Linked DNA regions of Homo sapiens: region 1 is linked to region 2. The links are chromatin loops, found by intact Hi-C in ENCODE. Cell type or tissue: dorsolateral prefrontal cortex. All regions are shown on one strand.

What was found. Peaks named below come from ENCODE experiments on the same cell type or tissue, not always from the same donor. Only the 100,000 strongest peaks of a DNase experiment are listed, where the experiment ranks them.
Region 1: it touches region 2 in a loop (7-fold over the local background); 26 of 110 quality-filtered maps call a loop at or near these places.

What each region holds. Positions count from the first base shown.
Region 1 is chr19:36,189,363-36,191,862 of GRCh38, reverse strand. All of the region lies in intron 4 of ZNF565 (zinc finger protein 565), which reads left to right. Among named protein-coding and RNA genes, the nearest start is that of ZNF565, 24 kb to the left of the region's middle. In dorsolateral prefrontal cortex, a CTCF peak has its summit at 1,241 (motif pointing left); a DNase peak (open chromatin) is centred at 1,160; H3K27ac peaks cover 1,659 bases.
Region 2 is chr19:36,492,329-36,494,828 of GRCh38, reverse strand. No RefSeq gene overlaps it. Among named protein-coding and RNA genes, the nearest start is that of ZNF566-AS1, 4.0 kb to the right of the region's middle. In dorsolateral prefrontal cortex, a CTCF peak has its summit at 1,533 (motif pointing right); a DNase peak (open chromatin) is centred at 1,528.

The DNA of each region.
Region 1 (2,500 bases), 300 kb after region 2:
CGATTTTGGCATCCATCACTGGACCTTGTCTGCACCAGTTATTACTCTGTCACTTGTCTAATGTTGATTTTCTGTGTCCCTTATTCCTTCACCATTTATTAATTGGAATTCTTCAATAAGGAAGAACTGTCCCTAGCCCTCTTCCATTCACTTGTTCATTCAATGATTTCTTTATATCACGATGAGTTCGTGGGTATTTATTTTATTCTATGGGCTGTAGTCACTACTTTCATTGTTTATTTCATTGCTCGAATCGTTCAGGCTTTGGCCCTTGAAAACTCGTTAAGCTTGGCTCCTGGGTTCTCTCAACACACCCACATTCTCTTTTATATACTTCCACATTTTCTGGTACCACAGCATGTTCCATGGTTATTTCAGATTTTTCCTGCCTCAGCCCTGAAATCAGCCAGTTCTCAAAAGAATGCTGGTTCCTTTTATTGAAAAATGGTTCAGGAGGCAGAGGTAGCTGAGAGCCGAGATTGCCCCACTGCACTCCAGCCTGGGCAACAGGAGTGAGACTCCATCTCGGGAAAAAAAAAAAAAAAAAAGAAAGAAAAATGGTAGGAAATCGATCATATCTTTGAACTTTTTCTGAGCAAAGCAAGACCTTAACATCTTTACCATACCATCTTTTACTTCCCTGTGCCCTAGACCAGGGGTCGGCAAACTGCAATCTGTGGGTCAAATGCAGTCCATAACCAGTTTTTCATACAGCCCTAGAGCCAAGAACAGTTTTGATATTTTGAAAGTGTTAAAAAAAAAAAAAGAATATGCTGTAGAGACTTTATGTGTTCAACAAACCCTAAAACATTTACCATTGGGCCCTTCACAGAAAAAGTTTGTTTTTATGTGTTTTTTTTTTTTTTTTTTTGAGACAGAGTCTCACTCTGTCACCCAGGCTGGAGTGCAGTGGCACGATCTCAGCTCATTGCAACCTCAGCCTCCCAGGTTCAAGCAATTCTCCTGCCTCAGCTTCCCAAGTAGTTGGGAATACAGGAGTGCGCCACCACGCCCAGCTAATTTTTGTATTTTTAGTAGAGACAGGATTTCGCCATGTTGGCCAGGCTGGTCTCAAACTCCTGACCTCAAGTGATCCACCCACCTAGGCCTCCCAAAACTCCCAAAGTGCTGGGATTACAGGCATGAGCCACCGCACCTGGCCTTCCCACTTTCACTTCCAAGGACCCTTGTGAATACATTGTGTCCACCCAGATAAACTGGGATAATCTCGCCATCTTGTGGTGGTCAACTGATTAGCCTTTTTTTTTTTTTAATTTTTTTTTTTTGAGATGGAGTTTCGCCCTTGTTGTCCAGACTGGAGTGCAATGGCGAGATCTCCGCTCATCGCAACTTCCGCCTCCCTGGTTCAAGTGATTCTCCTGCCTCAGCCTCCCGAGTAGCTGGGATTACAGGCGCCCACCACCACGCCCGGCTAATTTTGTATTTTTAGTAGAGGCGGGGTTTCTCCATGTTGGTCAGACTGGTCTCAAACTCCCGACCTCAGGTGATCCACCCTCCTCGGCCTCACAAAGTGCTGGGATTACAGGCGTGAGCCACTGTGCCCTGCCCTGATTAGCAATCTGAATTCCAACTCCCCTTGCTGTGTGACAACATTCATAGGTTCCAGGAATAAAGACACAGACATCTTTGAGTGCCGTTATCCCACCTACCACATTCTGTATGTATTTTTTTTAGCAAAGTTAATTGAATATGCATAAATTAACAATGTATGGACGGGCGCGGTGGCACACACCTGTAATCCCAGCACTTTGGGAGACCAGTAGGTGGATCACTTGAGGTCAGGAGTTCGAAACCAGTCTGGCCAACATGGTGAAACCCCATCTCTACTAAAAATACAAAAATTAGCCATGTGTGGTGGCAGGTGCCTGTAATCCCAGCTACTCGGGAGGCTGAGACAAGAGAATCGCTTGAACCCGGGAGGCGGAGGTTGCAAGGAACCAAGATCGATCGCGCATCTTTATTCCAGCCTTGGCAACAGAACAAGACTCCATCTCAAAAACAAAACAAAACAAAATAAAACAAAAACAACTTTATGGGTACGACTCTACTGTAATTCCGTATTAAAATATTAAGCCTATTGCTGTTGATTCCATAAAAGTGTTCTTGTCTTTCACAGAATATTTGGTTGGTGTGTTTTCTAATTTCTTGCAGTTCTGAAAAATAATAATCTTTTATTTATTAGATTTTTAAAAATTGTGATAAAATATACATTACATAAGGGGCCGGGTACAGTGGCTCATGCCTGTAATCCCAGCACTTTGGGAGGCTGAGGTGGGCAGATCACCTGAGATCAGGAGTTCCAGGCCAGCCTGGCCAACATGGTGAAACCCCATCTCTATGAAAAGTACAAAAAAAAAAAATTAGCCGGGCATGGTGGCACATGCCTGTAATCCCAGCTACTTGGGAGGCTGAGGCAGGAAAATTGTTTGAACCCGGGAGGCGGAGGTTGCAGTGAGCCAAGATCACACCACTGCGCTCC
Region 2 (2,500 bases):
CATGCCTGTAATCCCAGCTACTTGGGAGGCTGAGGCAGGAGAATTGCTTGAACCCAGGAGATGGAGGTTGTGGTGAGCCGAGATCATGCCATTGCACTCCAGCCTGCCTGGGCAACAAGAGCGAAACTCCAACTCAAAAAAAAAAAAAAAAAAGATGGCCTATTTCAAGCCTTTGCATAGTACATTCCTGTTTTTGTGACAAAAGAAAAACTTTAAAATTGCCCCAAACAGAAAAATAATGGCTATATGTTTTATTCTATTTTAACTTTTTTTTTGAGATGGAGTCTTTGCTCTGTCACCCAAGCTTGAATGCAGTGGCATGATCTTGGCTGGCTGCAACCTCTGCCTCCCAAGTTCAAGCAGTTCTCCTGCCTTGGCCTCCCGAGTAGCTGGTATCACAGGTGTGTGCCACCATGCCTAGCTAATTTTTGTATTTTTAGTAGAGACGGGGTTTCACCATGTTGCCCAGGCTAGTCTCAAACTCCTGACCTCAGGTGATCAGCCCACCTCAGCCTCACAAAGTGCTGGGATTATAGGCGTGAGCCACCAGCCTGGCCCAGTTGATAGTTTCAACTATGTAAATCATTACACTGATTCCTACTGATCATTCTCATTGCCAGCATTCCTGAACTTAAATTGGCTCTGGAAATTCTCCAACCATAGTGAATCCTATTTTCTATGACCCCATAAATATTGGGCATTGTTGCGGTATGTTAGAATACGAGCCCGTGGTTGGGAAAGGCAGTATCATATATGCAGTCTTTCTACCTCTATGTGGCCACATAAGAATGACATCTGACCTGCAACATTTCCTTACCAAGAGATACGGATCCCACATGGGCTGTGCAATGTATTTGTGTTTTAAGCTAAGCGATATTACAGAAAAGTCAAAAAGCTTTTAAAAATTTGAACATTTATAAAGTAGAAAAGTTACAGCAAGCAAGGGTTAATTTATTATGGAAGAAAAACTTTAAATACATGTAGTGTTGCTTAAGTGTACAATGTTTATAAAGTCTAGAGTGTTGTACTGTAATGTCCTAGCCTTCACATTCACTCACCTCTCATCGACTCTCCAGAGCAACTTCCAGTCCTGCAGCCTCCATTCTTGGTAAGTACCCTATACAAGTGTACCATTTTTTACTTTTCATGCTGTTTTTTTTACTGTACCTTTTGTGTGTTTAGATATGTTTAGATACATAAATACTTACCATTGTGTTCTGTGGGCAGCAAGCCACCCAGGTGCCGAGGCAAGAGACCGAGGGCATGGGCTGTTTCAGTATAATAAAATATATAAAATAACAAGAATTACACTAGATACAGATCACAGATATGATTATACACAAGTATCACTAATCATTAGTTTGTAGTAATTACTCTTTATTCAAATATTATAATAATCTTCACTCTACAATCATAACCTAGGAAAAACCAGGCCATACAGAGGTATGAGCTGAAGGGACATGGTGAGAAGTGACCAGAAGACAAGTGTGTGAGCCTCTGTTATGCCCGGACAGGGCCACCAGAGGGCTCCTTGGTCTAGCGGAACGTTAGCGTCTGGGAAGACGCCTGTTACCAAGCGGATTGTGGTCTAGCAGTAGCGTCAGTGCCAAGGAAAAGCACCCACTACTTAGCAGACCAGCAAAGGGAGTCTCCCTTTCCCCGGGGGAGTTTAGAGAAGACTCTACTCCACCATGTCTTGTGGAGGGCCTGACATGAGTCAGGCCCGCCCGCAGTTATCTGGAGGTCTAACCGTCTTCCTGTGATGCTGTGCTTCAGTGGTCACACTACTGGTCCGCTTTCATGTTCCATCCTGTACACCTGGCCCTGCCTTCTAGATAGCAGTAACAAAATTAGTGAAAGTACTAAAAGTCTCTGATATGCAGAAATAATGCGTAAGCTGTCTTCTCTCTCTCTCCGCTTCAGCTGCCAAACAGGGAAGGGCCCCCTGTCCAGTGGACACGTGACCCACGTGACCTTACCTATCATTGGAGATGGCTCACACTCCTTACCCTGCCCCCCTTGTCTTGTATCCAATAAATAACAGTGCAGCCTGGCATTCGGGGCCACTATCAGTCTCTGTGTCTTGGTGGTAGTGGCTCACCCGGGCCCAGGTGTCTTTTATCTCTTTGTCTTGTGTCTTTATTTCTACCACCTCTAGTCTCTGCACACAGGGAGAAAAACCCACAGACCTTGTAGGGCTGGTCCCTACAGTGTTCCAACTGTATTCAGTACAGTAACATACTGTATAGCTTTGTAGTTTAGGAGCAACAGGTTATACCATGTAGCCTAAGTGTTCAGTCAGCTATACCATCTAGGTTTGTGTCAGTACACTCCATAATGATGAAATTGCCCAACAATGCATTTCTCAGAATGTATCCTTTTTTTTTTTGAGACCGAGTCTCACTCTGTCGCCCAGGCTGGAGTGCAGTGGTGCAATCTTGGCTCACTGCAACCTCTGCCTCCTGGGTTCAAGCGATTCTCCTGCCTCAGCCTCCCGAGT